Linked DNA regions of Homo sapiens: region 1 is linked to region 2. Evidence: chromatin loops called from intact Hi-C (ENCODE). Cell type or tissue: Caco-2. All regions are shown on one strand.

Region 1 (8,000 bases), 82 kb after region 2:
AAACCTACCTTTTATAAAGAAGAATAGCAATGACAATGCAGATGATAAAGACCACTGCAAGGACAGGACCTACAACCCAGATCAAGCCTTCTTCTTCATCCGTGATTGGCTGCGGATCCAGATCCATTGACACCACGGGGTCGGAGTAAGGGCTGGTTGCATACATCTTCTGAGGAAAAGCAGAGTCTATTTCAGTTATAAAATAATGACTTTCTAGATAAGTACCTTTAACATTAGAAGAAGCAAAAAATCCAGGAAATAGTGGATTTAATGATAAGTGTGTGATGCAATATTAGCAAAACAGAGGGGAGGGGAGAGGAGAATAAAGAAAAGAAAGGATGGAAGATGTTTTGTAATACAAATTTCCTTATAGAGTGAACTATTTTATAATAAAATCATTTTGATAGTACAAATTACTTCATAGACACTTTTTATTGGGCTTTCTATATGGTGTATTAAATGATCCTATGAAGCGTAAAGTACCAGTAATTAACCAGTTGCAAAATGTTTAATGAACATTTACATTGTGCCAAGGCGTTAGGTGCTGTGTGAAAATCAAGAGAAAAACTAGAGTTCTAGCCCTCAAGCCATTATCATACAGTTAAGGAGACCAAAGTACATATTTACAATGCAAAATAAGTCAGTATTTAATTAAATGTGAATATCGGTAGTCATTAGTACTACTGTGCTTCTTAGTGCTTGGTACTACTTAATACTACTGCATATTAGTTAGGAAATGGAGGCCAAAGCATGAACAAATAAAGTCTACAATTTCAAAAGAGAATTCCACAGTTCAAATTACAGATGCGAGATGTACAGAATTGATGATATGGCTTTATAAAATATAGAATTTTTAGAACTTAAAAGAATTCAGCAGTTCTCACTTAGTTTTATTACAGTTATTGCTCAGAGATTGGTATGTTTGTTCTCAATAGACAACTGATAATATACTTTTTAAGAATACAGTTACTTGGAGAAGAAATGGACTAAATATCGATGATTTTTATTTCTATGATATCCGATCCCATTTAGTTCTGTCCTATTTTAGCCTATATTAGGAAAACATCTTCTTGGCTCTACCTGCCCCCTTCAAGGCCCTATCTTCCACTTTCCAATCCAACAGAAACTAATCCATATCCACTAACTGCCCTGCTTCTACCACTCACTCCTCATCTCTTCTCACTCCAAACCACCATTGGTCCTATTTTTTTTTTTTTCATTTGCCAAATCTAATTGCCTTTATTTACTCTTTACCTTTCTAGACAATTTTTCCAGATTTGCCTTCTTTAAAACTTTTATCTCTGGCTCTCTCAATTTTGAATTAAACCAGTCCCATCCTCATCTTTCCAACTGCTCATGCCCTGCTGAGTTAATTATCTCTGACTCCATCCTATAGACAAACATTCTTTTTTTAAAAAAATTTTTTTTATAGAGATGGGGTCTCACCATGTTTCCCAGGCTGGTCTCGAACTCCTGGTCTCAAACAATCCTCCAGCCTTGGCCTCCCAAAGTTCTGAGATTATAGGTATGAGCCACTGTGGCTGGCCCTGAACCCGTATTCTTAAGTTCTATTCTCTACTAGCATCTCTTGTCCTCTCTTATCTGGCAAGGTCAGCCCAAGCTTTAACTATCAACCTCCATGCAGAATCTGTCTCTTCATTAATGTTCCTAAACTCAGATACTCTATGAAATCCCAGATCTTCATTTCCAATCATTTCTAGAGACCCCTACATATATGTTCAAATTAGTATGAGTTTCTTAATTTTTCCCAGATCCTTCTTCCCTTCCTCCTCACTTCCCAAATTCTCTCATCCTCTCAGTATCTAAGAATGGATACTGATTTTACCTTACAGAAAAAAGGAATAGAATGGAAACACTGATATTAGCTAATCAGTGTCCCCCAGGTCCATCTGCTCTTCTTCTAGTCTCATGAGTGCCACTTTTCTTTAGGCCCTTACTTATGTGCTCCTAACTATACCAAGAGCTTCTTCCTTCCTCTCATAGTCTCCACTGCTGCTAGAGGTATCATCCTAAACTGCAACTATAAAGCCTTCAAGAGGCTCTCTCTTGATTCCCAAATAAAACGTAGATAACTTAGCATGGTTCTCAAGGGCATCCACAATTTTACTTTAAACTTGCTTACGACACACAACACATTCCATCACAGTGGGCTTCTTGCTACTACTCCCTAAAGGCTCTATTCTTGTTCCTCAACTCCCTCACAAGTTCCACAACATTTAGCTCCTGAAATTGAACAACTCTCCAGGCCCCCACTTGAATACTGCCTCCAATGAAACCACCTCTTTTTAATTGACTGGCAGTGATCGGTCATTCCCCTCTACTAAAAAAACCAAAAAAGATAAAAATAACACAGCTAAATTTTTATTTAGTCCTTGTTTTTTTAAATGGTACTCACCAAACTGTATTTTGGCTTTTTATTTGTATATATACTTCATTTTCTTTGGCGAAACTACAGACTCCTAGAAGGTAGGGATTTATATATTATTTGTGTTTATATGCTTAAAGCAGCTAGCAATGAACCTTGTACTTAGTGGGTTCTCAGCAAATCTTGGCTGAATAAGACAAAAAATGTTCATCTTTTCAAATGGCTGAAATTGTCAAGACATCAGTATATATGCTCACTTTTCATGATTGGTACATATATTTAAATGTTTTAACCTGCATCTTTAAAAAATTTAGTTTATGGCATCTATTCTGAATTTAAGTACAATGAGCTTGGCCATCAAGCAGGAGAACAGATGTTCCACTGAATGCTTGTATACTACTCTTCTCTCTCATTTTCGTCATTGTGCCCAGGAAAGAGACTGACTAGATTTGCAGATTTTCTAACGCATTACAAGAAGATAAAAACTCAGTATATATGTCCAAGCTTCTCAGAGGCAGCCAAAAAAAAAAAAAAAAAAAAAAAAAAGATGTGTATGGTATGAGGATTGACACAAAGGACTTGGCAAAGAACTATATATCTAAGAAACATGATTTTTTATATAATTGTTTTGGTTTATGCTTTACCCACTCCATTTTGTAGGTGATGTTAAAACAGTTTCATAGACAGAACTAGGCAATACTGTCTCATTTGAAATTCTTTACCAAGAACCTTTAAGATAATAATCACGGTCCATTGAGATGGAAGTCTAAGCACAGGTTTTCCCAAAGAACATAGATTTCCAACCCATTCAAGAAACAGAGACATATGAAAATGAAAAGAAAACAAAATCATAAAATGATACCAGCCTAATGAAAAATATAATTTCTTGTGCGTGGCAATAAGAGATTAAATTTTGGATAATTCCAAACCAGTTATCTGACATTCTTAATATGAGACAAAGGATTAGGGGATAGCTTGTGTCTTTGAGAGGGACGGAGAAGTATTTTCTCTTTGCAAATTACCAGTCTACCCTTGGAACATTGTTATAAACTGATATGGAAATTTGAGGCTTACACAAAGGCTTTATTACTGCAAAATGACTCTAGCTGGATACAAGTCTCTCCTAGGCCTGCAAATATTTATGATATATAAAGAAAATAAATATCATAGATATTTGAAAGCAATGCTGAGAAAGATGATAGAATAAAGGGGCAACTTCATTAACAAATTTGGAAAAAATTCTTGATTCTGTAATTAATAAACAGATGACATACTAAAGAAAGGGGCAGACTCTTTATCAGTTGTGACACATTTAAAACACTAGCGGAAGACATCAGAAACCACAGTGTGTAGTTCAGTGGTTCAGTCTGCAGGATCGAATGAGATTTCTCTTCTTTGCTAGATTCTCTGATCTACCTCAATGCTCTAAGTATGCTTTTTGAAATGTTCCTAGAGCTATTAAAAGAAATTTCCTCTCAAATATTTAAAAGTCATTTTTGAATAAAAGAAAAAGATGATTTCTTAACATTCCATTCCCTTGATGTTCTGCCTTAAAACCTTCAACTAGAAAGAGAAAGCATATCTGAACATTAAAATTCCAGGAAGGCCATTACTTTGTTTTCAAATGACATTCTGAGCACAAAGGTAAACCAGGCAGAGAGGCTGCCTTTGTGTTTTGATTTTCCACGGGGGAATTCTTTCAGTCACTTGAAGAGAGGCCCCACTGTACACACTAACACCTGATGTGGAGAAATCTTTGATACATTGTGAGCTGCTTCTATATGGGAAATGACTGGCTCAACTGGGTTGCCACACCTGTCATATTTAGACACCGATTAGAAAACGAAGTTTATAATATGTATATTAAATGTTCATGTGTACTGCCACTTCAAAATTCACCCCCTGCCTATCTACAATATCTCTCCCCTTTTTTTTTTTAAACATTCAAAGTAACTGAAGCATAAAATGACATATAAGCAAGATGGATTACATAAAAGAAGAAAACTCATTATTTAGAATACCTTAGGAATTCTCTCTTTTATTAAATTATTTTCTAACTTTCTTGGCTTTTCACTGATACAGTCACTCATAAATTTCTACAATTAAAGAGGCTGCTGTATTTGCCTCTTTCTAGATAGACCTTCCTCATGAATCCGGGTAGAGGCACTGTGGTCTCACTTGGCAGATATAGGAGAATAAATACAATCACCCCCAAAGTCAGTATTTTCAGAAATATGCCATGTTGAATGGCCAAGCTTGTGAGTTCCCATTGCAATCACAGGGGCTAATGTCAACCAGGTATTATGCAACAGTCTCCTTTTTTGGACAACAGTCATTTTGAAAGGATGATGGAAGGAGATTGTAAGCAATGATGGTTCTAACACCATGATATTTGTGTTACATCAGAAGGTATCAAGAACCATGTCCTATCGATCTGGAACTTCATAAACTAGAGGGCCACCTAAATTTCCTTCATCAGAGACATAGTCTCATTTGTAATGCAGTCTCAAGGAGTATATTGAGCAATGTTCAAAGAGTAGGCAGCCTGTTATTACACTTAATAACAGTTCATGAGAAATAATGAGGATGGATATACCCACAAATCCCCAAATAACCACATTCCAGTGAAAATGTATAAGCGTACCATAGGAAACAGATGCCATCATAATTAACTTACAGACTCTGCATGTTCCATTACTGCTAACACAAAGAAGACATATTCTTGACCACTTTGGAGTTGCTTGTTTGTAAATCCACCATAATGCTTGTCATCCCCCAGGGTGAACTCAGTGGGAAGGACATCAAAGTGAGCGGCAATATATGGCTTTAATTCAACTTCTCTCCCATAACGGATGCTTCTGCGCTTCCTAGATATCTCCTTAAGCAGCTTAAGGAAAAAAGTGGGAAACAGAAAAAGAACTGTAAATAATAACCCAGCTTATTGATAATTTAATGAGATAAATTAATTCAGAACTGGGAACAACCCAAATGCAATTTGTTCACATTTCATATAGCACATCAGCATCACTAAATCTCAGTTCTCTCAATATTTCAAATGCTTCTCTTCCTGTTAAGGTAGAGGTAAGATACTGGACTGCTCTGACAAGGTCTAGGCTATAAACACAGGGCAATGAGGTCCTTTGCTGTAGCTCATTTCATTTCCTACACTAATGAAATTCTCTCAAAGTGCATCATAACTTGTCTAAGGAAAAAAGTCAGCTTGATTCATAAAAGCCTTGCCCTGCAGGAGATTTATTAAATAAGTATTAACCTCAGACAAAGCCATCTAAATCTTTAAATATAGCCACATTTTAGAAGAGGTTAGTGCCACTTTAGATTGTTTTGAGTAATGAGATAACTCATATGATACAAATTCCCTCAAATCAGCAGAAGCAGAATCCAATAAACAATTTTTAATATACACATATTAAATAGACATTGTTACTCATTTACCAATTTCTGACTTGACTTAGCTCCCTGGTTAGGCAATTAGGGTGCACTTCCTTACACTTTATCATGGAGTCAACTTTTTCTAGAATTGACCTCTCTTGGGAGTGTGTATATATTGCCAGATAATATAGGCAAGGTAGATGAAAATTAATTTTAGTACTGCCCTGAAGAAAACACACATGCACATGTATATACAGATGCTTCATGTATTTCTAAAGAAAAGAGATAGAGTTTATTTCTGGATAACCTATTATTTTTCATTGACTCCTTCATTACGAGAAAATCATACTAACAGTGGTTATGAACACTGATTTCAAAGTTACCTTTGACTTCTCCAATTAAAATTGGTATTTCACAGGGTTTAACAAGGGAAAGGTCTGTATTAGTCTGGGATGCCTGTTGATGTAAGCAGCAGTCTTTTCGCCATTTTCTTGGGAAGAATTTTTATTTTATTTATTTTAATATCTATGTATTAATAGAAAAGTCTATGTATTTGAGGACAAACTGGAAAAAGGAATGAACCTTGTCTTCACCTTGATAAACAAAATTAAGATACTTATGGAAACAGTGCAGCAAAACTATTTACTAGCCCTGTTTTTGTAAATAGAAATGATCTAGTAAGAACCAAAGTGTGATCTCTACTTAGTAGAATGAGAGCCTGGCATGATCAAGGCTAGGCTTCTGTGATAAAATGGCTTCAGACTGTATATATGATAAACACTGAATTCTTCCATTAGGAATTTGATCGTACGTTACAGTCCCTCCTACACTGGGAGTAGTAAATGTGTTCAGCTGGTTCAAAATTGTATCCTAAAAATGTAAAAAACCAGTTTTTCAGTTACAGGAAAATTTTGGCCGACATTATTTTTCAATAATATTTAATTTATAACGTGCTAAAATTTTCTGTGAATTTAAGTTTATTGATGCAATTAAAATTACATGAAATGTAAGCTGTTTTAGGAAAACCACGGTAGATTGGGCATCACTTGTTTAGCAAAATTGGACCATCCCATAATAAATTCAGTTATGCTGATCAATTATGCACCAATTGGCCAGTAAAAACACAAGGCCAGAAAGGTAGCACTATCTTTTAATCTTGTTGTCAAATTTAGCTTTACTTATAATACTGATAATTATAACAATAATAGTTTTCATTTATTAAGCAATTACTGAGTGCCAGACACTGTTCTAGGGATCCTAAACATGCATTAGCTCCAATTTACTCCTCGTAATAACCCTATAAGGATGGCTAATATTATCCTCATTTTATAAATGAGGAAACTGAGGCACAATAGAAGAAAGTCTCAATATATAATTAGACTCAATTACTGAAATAAAATGAAATTCCATGTTAGAGATTTTTTCAACTATAATGTAATTTACTTAATGATTACACAATATCATAAGGAAATATAATGTTTAAGCTCTGATACTCTAAATTGTTCTAACTCTGTGTATTTATACATATAATTTTTATGTATCTGCTTACATCAAGGCAGATGAATGTATTATTTCTTTTTTCTTGATTCTTTTCATATGCTAATTAAAAAAAATCCGATACCAAATATTTAATGAAGTATTATAATTGAAGCATCATTACACAGCTTATTGTTGATATGTAGTTAAGGACAGTAGCCTATTACACCAAGAAGGAAAATGCACTGCAGAGGTGCTGAACAGTTTTTGAAGCTGGGTAATCAAAAACATTCATCATGAGTTGTTTATGTGACTGTGTCCCCTCTTCTACTTCACTGATCAAACCCTACCTTGGTTTTATTCATACTGCAGATGTAGTTAATAGTCGCAATTCATCCATATCATTGTCATTCCCACAAGCACTTTCTGCTAGGGTTTCTTTAGAAGACTTATAGGAAGTAATTCACAATAAAATATTTGAGCTTTTGGGTATTCTTAGACCCAATGCAGTCATTCATTAAAGTCAAACCTGGAGCATCACTCTGCCCCTTTAGGTTGCTCTAATCTCTGCAGGATGCTTCCTGTGTTACACGTTAAATGGTTCAAATGGGCTCAGATGACACCAAAGTCAGCCAGCATGTTGCAGTTACAACCACAAATGACCACATTATTTTACAACAAGCCTTTGAAGTACAATGCAGTGAAAAGCTCATGATCTATTACATGACCTGCTCTGAATTAAATATCA
Region 2 (8,000 bases):
AGATGAAGGAAAGAATGAGAAGGCAACCTTCATACAACTTTTGGAAAAATGACTCTCCATCTACAAATCTTCTCCATTCCTAAGATGCAGGAAGAACTAAAATTATACTAATCCTTACATTTCTAGTAATAAGTTTCAAACTGCAACTATTATTGGCTTAGACTCTGACCCCTTTAGAAAAAAAATACCAGGAAGCATTACTGTAAGGAGTAAACGCTGTGAAAATTTCTAGCTAAAAGAAGAAAAAAGTTGCTTTTGAACAATGCATTTTTAGTATTTACCAAAAGAAAAATAAACATTTCAAACTCAACTGCAAAAATCAGAGGCAATTTTTTAAAGCGGATATGTCTAAATATTACCATTTTCTCTCAGGAAATATTTCTCAAAAGGACCTTATGAAAAATAAATATCCTAACGTATGTGGAAATGCACACACATGGCCTCAGCAGTGGGATTAGAAGCTTTTCCTGAGCTTATCTGAATAGTGACAGCAATACATTTTTCCCTTTGCTGGTAAGCACCTCAGTACTTCCTTTCTCGATCTCATTCTCTGAGTAGCCTGCACACCTTCATCTGATTTTGGAGGGCTGAATTTAAGGGCTTAGAGTTACTGACAAATATTATTTTAAGTCTCCTTTTTTGCCATATGCTAAACATATGATTTCTGATTTCAGCATTAGGGAGCAAGTATGAAATGTAGTGAGAAAGAAAAAGGAGAACAATAGAGATATTTTTTCTTTCCTCATTAGCCAGTATAAATGAACTATCTCCATTTTCCTCTCTTAAAATGTTTTCCTTTGACAACTTTCCTTCCCCTACTCGGTCTTCTTAAGAGAAAATATCATAAGGTATTTCTAGAGAGAGTTACTATTTGTTAGGCTTCACACATAAAGCTGATTGTGAGATGAGAAATGAAGGCAGCTCCCTTTGAGTACATAAGAACTAGAAGGCAGGAGCTACTGAATACGAATACGGTTTTTTGCCTTTTTCTATTTGATTTAGAATGGATACAAGCGGCCTCTAGGACTGATTCATGGAAGGTCAGGCAGAGTCTCCCTGGATGCCTGGAAAATTGTTTCTCTGTTTCCAGGACCAAAGTCTGGCCGCCTCATCTGTGAAATGGGAACAGTGTCTCCAGCATTACAGAGCTATTGTGGGGATTGAAGTGATGCCCCTAAAACACTTAACCCAAATGGCTGGCACAAACAGGCATTCAACAAACACTAGCTATCATTGGTTATCAGTTTGATGACATTCTGGATTTTTGTGTGTGGGGGGTTGTTGTTATAAATTACCTAAATCAGTCTAAATGTGAAAAAAAAGAACATGTTATTAATTTCAGCAGATACTGATTTAGGATTTTCTAGGTGCAAAGCAAGGTGTTAGCAGTTGTGGGGCATCAAGGTGACATAAGACCCAGTCCCTGCCCTCAATCCATTAGCCTTACTGACTAAGTGGGGTGTTTCTAAACCTCCTTGTTCTTCAAATAGGTGGTTCTGAGATTCCAAACAATTCTCTTCATCTATGTGGGCCCCAATGTCTTCTGAAAAGAGTATGTGTTCAACTCAGAGGTGGAAAAGAAGAACAGCAGAACTTGTCACTCAGGCTGTGGTTTAGAAACATCACCCAGTAACTTTACTTGAAGCTTAAACTGAGACAGTTCAGATTTTTGGCTAAATTTGCGGGAGGCATTTCTTTTCATTATCACAAAGTTATTACCCTTAAGTGGAGCTTTCATTTTTCTATAATTACGGAAAGAACAGGGTGACCATTGCTAAATTTATGCAATGGAATTAATTTATTTTACCTTTTTCATGACAAACTATCAAAATCAAGTTGATGGAATAATAAAACATATTTAAATTTATTTTTAAAACTCTTGTCATTGCAAATATCTGGTAGGAGCTGATCCATTAGGTCTGCTGAACATGCTTTGGGAGAAGGGCTCTCGTTCTAGGCTATTTTTACTCCCATATGGCTTACCTTGGGAGTGCTCAGCATATTGTAGGCACTTAATGAGCGGTAGCCAACTTTATAATCAATTAACTAGATTGGCTTATTTTTAAATTGTCTACCACTTTCTGAAAACAAAACCTCCTCATCTCAATTTAATAAAGACTTACTGAGCATGGCAACATGGCAAGGCATCAGAATTCCAACTGTAACAAACTGATACCTTGAAAGGGTTCTAGCATTGCTAATCCAAAACGTATTTGCCACGAGATTATTTAGCCAAAGAAGGACTTAGAAGAGGCAATAAATGATACGTGGGATACCATAACTATTGCTAAAAGTGACTCTAAATTCGTACCTAGTAAGTTTGGGCAGAGTGGTTGTTCAAGCATTAGTATCCTGTAAGGAATGGACAAACAGGCTAACATTAGATAACACAAGTCACAGTTATTTTTGGGAGTAAGGAAATGTTGGTACCCTTTTGTCAATACCCATTTAATGAGGGAGACTATAATAAAGGAAAGTTTTAGATAAATTTCATTAATTTTAGTGGGCAGAAAAAATAAATGCTGAACTATTTATTTCTACAGGTTATAGTAACTATTCTGGAAATTTTTAAGACCAGATTGAATACTTGATTTTCCACGATAAGGACAGAGAGCATCTCAGTGATTCTCTTTTAACAACAGTGTAGTTCTCTGCACTCAATCAATATTTGGCTATATCTATTCCCAACTGGCAGTCAGTCTGGTTTGTGTATTCCCCCATTTTATTATATCTTTACTAATCACTATTTAGTGGAGGACAAAGAGGCACTACAATATTTGAAATGAGAGTGATATTAAAGCATTTGACCACCAGTGCAGCTTTTCATATATACAGCCATAAAGTTGAAAAATATTATTCTCAAAATAAACCAAATTACATGTCATAAAATTGCCTACCAGTTCATTGAACCATTCGCACACTTTCTAAACTGCTTATTAACTTTAAAAAAGTTATTCCCTTTTGTTTGATGTGTCTGCCAGAAGTTGACATAGGGAGCTGCCGTAAACTTTTCCAATGACTTCCCCCATTAAACTGAAAGTCATTAAGTCTCAAGTTTCTGGCACTTTGTCCTAACCAGAGCAGAACTGTGTGAGGTGCCTCTTTCTCGTGGCCAAGTAGCACTTTGATATCAGCTCTTCCCACATGAGGTGGGTCCTCAGAGTATCCACCTCAGACCTAATCACTCCTGAGGATCACCTGGGTGCCCCACATAGCCCTACAGCCACCTCTGCTTCTGCCTTGGTCTGCCCAGCAGTTGCCTTTGACTCCAGTGTCACCTCTTCCAAACAGTATCATTAGATGACTCAATGTTTCAATAAAAATATAATTTATAGGTACCAGCCAGCATCAATGCAGTTCAATATTTTAACAACCAGTACAACTATGTTGGGTATTTACCAGTTGAACATCAGCCTTTCCAGACATTCTGCTGATAAAGAACAGAGAAAAACCAAACATTGGACCCTAAACACTAGTAAACAGAGATTAACACATACTTCTGAAAACTTTAGAAATGAGACCTAATCCAGCACAGGAGAACCACAGACATGAATGCAGAGAATGAGAGAGGCTTTGTACAAAGTCATCAGGAGCAAAGTTGCATCTCCTCCTCCCATTCCAGCTCTTTACTCAGGTCATCAGGACTCTAACTGGCTTTAAGAGGAATGCTTTGAGCCAGAATCTGTCAGCTGCCTTTCTAAGTAGAGCAGGTGGGGTGGGGAAAGAAGGTAGATAATCCAGAAAGCTAACAAACAGCAAGAAATTGGTGGGATTCTTTCTCTTTTATCTGACGCTGTGTCTGCTGACAAGAGAAAACCAAAAGTGTAGAACTTTCTAGATAAGGACCCCAACATCCTTTAGATTGCCAACATGAGCATCATTCTTTTTGTTGCCAGCGTCCTATTTACATTAAGTATCCACCACTTTCAAAAACAATCCCATACATCATGCAGACTCCAAAGGCAATGTTTGTGCTGCTGGTCCTAAAGTTGCTTAAGGAAAAAAGCAGTTTCTGTTGCCCTAGATAGGCAGCACTTTAGGCTGCAGTTTGAGAAATTAAATGTTCACGGCCTTTGGCGCTTCCAGTTCCATTTGGAAAAGGACACAAACCTGGCATTTGGAAAGCATTTGCTCTCCATTAAACTTACCGAACCTTGACAAACCAGAAGGGCCAAGAATTAGTCTGCCACTGGCCAAGGCTGGACTTTCCAAAACTGATAACAGCAATGAAAACAATAGCACTGCCATTTATAATCTTCAATGGGATTCTGTCAAATTTTAACCCAAAAGGATCTCACAATCTGAAAAGAATCTCAAGCTTTGTTTTATAGGAAAAGAAGAAAATGTTTGAGCACAATCTCTTTTTCTACTGCTTCATGCTCAGAATTGCCCTTTTAGCCATAGAACAAAATGTGAATGTCTCCACCTCACCTTCACTTTGTGCTAGGGTAAGTTTACTAAGGTGACATTCAAGGACTGGGGAAGACATAGGAGGAGGAGTGAGTGGTCATTAGGTCAGAAGTGTTCCACCAGCCAAATGTCAAGTTCCCTAAACTGTTAACAAAGTGAAGTTAACACCAGCCCAGTCTCTTTGGCCCTGACAGCATCTAACCTGCATTCATTAGCACAAACCACAAAATTTAGTAGGGCAGGAATTTTCCCATTCTTTGGCCTAAGATAGAACTCAAGTCACGATGCACAAAACATTTGATCTGCTTTACTAATATATGGCATCATCTGGTTTGTATGATTCCCTATTTGGAAACAGAAAATGGGACTTAAGATAGCTTGGAAACCAAGAATTAGGATTCTTCATTTCTAGCCCTATATTTTCACTACTAATTGGCACAGCCCACATTGGATTACAATAAAAATCATGACTGATTTGTTAAGTGTCAAAATTTCACTCCCCATCTCCAACATTTATAACGCTAAGTACATTTACAAACAGCTCTTTAAGTGAATCAACCCCCACTATAAAGCTTGCAAGACAAGATAAACATTGAGTCTCTACTATGGGCAAGGAATGAAGGCAAGCTGGTGAGGTGAAGTAAAAGTCAGATATATTCTAACCCTGACTAAGCCTTTCAACTGCTAATACTAATCAGGGTTACTCAAGAATTTTCTAAGCATGAGGTTGATGCATTCTCTCTGTGTTCTGTATTTCAAGATGGGAGACAGAGTAGGAGAGAAACAGTCAAGAGAAGATAGATGAAGGGAAAAAGGTGAACACTCACACACTAAATAATAATTTAATATACACTTACTTAAAAAAGCAGATGAATCCTACCTCGGAGATGCCAATTCTGCAAGCAAGGCTGCCAATCATGTGCCCCAGTCATCAAAAATAATATCCTTGGAGTGGAAATCCCAGCTGTATACATTTTACTTTCCCTACAAAATGCTTCATTTTTTCCAAACAGTTTCCTCCTTCCATGTGGTTGCCCAGACCAATTCGTGTGCTTATTGGCATGTTATGAAACATGGAAACAATTAGAAACCACATTCTAGGGAACTAGAATGACTTGCTACAGAATCAATGAACTACGCAAAACTTGAGAGGATTTGGCAATAAAGATGGAAACTAGGGAAAAAAAACCACTAACAGTATTTCATATTACACAGTACATTCTACAACAGCTTTAAACTGATCTGTGTGTTTCAGCAGAACTCATGCTTTCCCTTCAAAATCTCCAGCTTCTATCATTGTTTTTTTGTTTTTGTTTTGAGATGGAGTTTCACTCTTGTTGCCCAGGCTGGAGTACAATGGTGCAATCTTGGCCCACCACAACCTCTGTCTCCCGGGTCAAGCGATTCTCCTGCCTCCGCCTCCTGAGTAGCTGGGATTACAGGCGTGTGCCATTATACCTGGCCAATTTTGTATTTTTAGTAGAGATGGGGTTTTTCCTTGTTGGTCACGCTGGTCTCGAACTCCTGACCTCAGGTGATCTGCCCGCCTTGGCCTCTCAAAACGCTGAGATTACAGGCGTGAGCCACCGCACCTGGCCCGTTGTCTTTGTATTTCTTTATATACCCTAATGAAACTCATATGAAATATTCAACTTATACTTTTCCTTCAGGGTTGATAGCTGAATGTATACACCAGGCAAAGAGTCTTCTCAGTTAAGATTGGAATTCTTTAAAGGCCACATTTGAAGGGAAGTAATAGCATTTGAAAATCAAAGAACTCATGTTTTCAAATAATCAACTTAAGTCCTAAGTCATAGTTCACACTTATAAGGGTTTCTTTAGCCATGCAAACACTAAGAATGATCAGTTCTCAAAACAGATGCTAGTGAAACTTCTAATACCTGCTAAGGAATCCAGAAGCCTTTTGTCTCAGTGAGCTGTTCTAACTCACCAAAGGTATTAATACAAGCGCTGTTGATAAACCTCAGACCTGAGCGACAGCTTAAGAGTGAGCCAGCCAGGCACGGGCTGGCTCAAGCCTGCAGTCCAAACACTTTGGGGGGCCAAGGTGGAAGGACTGCTTCAGGCCAGGAGTTTGAGACCAGCCTGGGCAAAAAAGTGAGACTCTGTCTCTACAAAATCTAAAAATTAGCTGGGGGTGGGTGCTGTGCACCTGTAGTCCCTGCTGTTCAGGCAGGATTGCTTGAGCCCAGAAATGTTAGATTACAGTGAACTATGACCACACCACTGCACTGCAGCCTGGACAACAGAGTAAGACTCTGTCTCTAAAAGAAAAACAAAAACGAGTGAACCAGGCTGTGGCAAAACAGAACGCTTGAAAAGAGAGATGGGCTCTAAGGCAGGACAATTTCGTAGCACCATAAAATAACCAAAAAAGGGGAGAGGGGATGTAAAACTGAACAATAAGGAAACGTATCTTCAGTGGCACTTATCACTACATGTAACCCATGTCTATATCACTTATGATTTTCATGTTGTATTATAGTCAATGTAGCAGCCGGAATGTTCTATTTTGGTCTGTTCCCCGGCTGATCTCTATTCTGGAGATCCTGTCCTGGGGGAGAGCAAGTAGGAAAGAATCCCATGGTCTGAGCTCCTCTCTCCTCTTGAATAAAATGCATGGGTGTGCCACACTGGGAAACGTGGGCATAATTAACCATGTTCAGGGACATGGAGAGGTTGGTCAGGATTCATCGTCAACCATAGAGAAATAAACTCTTTTCATTTGGGAACACAGAGTGAATTATTTGGAGGCTATCTTTTGGGGAAACTGAAGTTGTCACTGTAAAGCCCCCAACTTCTTTACCAAACAATACCATTTGAGACTCACTGAGCCACCTTGCCACATCCTTTATCTCAGTCAATACCCACAATAACCCTTCCGCATAATCCAAAAAAGGAAAAATGAGAATTTGAGGAGTCAAGTAAACTTGCTCATTGTCACACAGCTAGTAGAGGCTAGAGTTGGTATTTGAACTCAGACATCTGACTGCAAAGTGCCCTACTTGGAACTGTCCCATAGCTGTCCTCTCTCATGGTGGTATCCCCATGCAGTCCTGCGTAATATCAAGCTATCTTCTCTTCTCTTTCCTTTTCTCCCCTCTTCCCTGCTGCAAATCTATGGTCAGTGGCAGTCTAGCATACTTCTAATTCACAGCAGCATTTACAAGACGCACACATATTTTCTTCATGTACCATAGGAATGAATATTATTTTAAGAACCTGAGCCTTAATCTAAATAATGACATTTCAAGCTTCAGCTCTTGGAGAGGTAATTTGTTTACGTTACCTGGACTACCTCCCTTTATGAGGAAGACTGGTGCCACTTCCCTTCATAGGGCCAGGCTAGTTCCAATGTCTGCTTTGAAGTTGGCTGCTGGGAATTGAAAATTCACTGAGTCCCAAGGTCAGCCCACAGAACCCACCACGTTCCTGAAGTCTGGAGCTATAGATTTCACTAACAACTCACCCCTAGTTATAACATTGTTTTTATAGTGAAAGCCAATTCCAGCTCTTGTTTGGGAATCCAGGAATGCCTTCTCCTTTCTTCCCGCTACTTTAGGTAAAAG

The links. Hi-C counts contacts between places; a loop is a spot of excess contacts. Peaks named below come from ENCODE experiments on the same cell type or tissue, not always from the same donor. Only the 100,000 strongest peaks of a DNase experiment are listed, where the experiment ranks them.
Region 1: it touches region 2 in a loop (4-fold over the local background); 2 of 110 quality-filtered maps call a loop at or near these places.

The regions. Positions count from the first base shown.
Region 1 is chr9:8,460,403-8,468,402 of GRCh38, forward strand. It overlaps PTPRD (protein tyrosine phosphatase receptor type D), which reads right to left. Exons shown (of 46, transcript NM_002839.4): 32 at 5,064-5,273; 33 at 9-169. Among named protein-coding and RNA genes, the nearest start is that of PTPRD-AS1, 390 kb to the right of the region's middle. In Caco-2, no CTCF peak of the experiment used is centred here; no DNase peak of the experiment used is centred here.
Region 2 is chr9:8,378,818-8,386,817 of GRCh38, forward strand. All of the region lies in intron 37 of PTPRD (protein tyrosine phosphatase receptor type D), which reads right to left. Among named protein-coding and RNA genes, the nearest start is that of PTPRD-AS1, 480 kb to the right of the region's middle. In Caco-2, no CTCF peak of the experiment used is centred here; DNase peaks (open chromatin) are centred at 3,184, 3,644 and 4,164.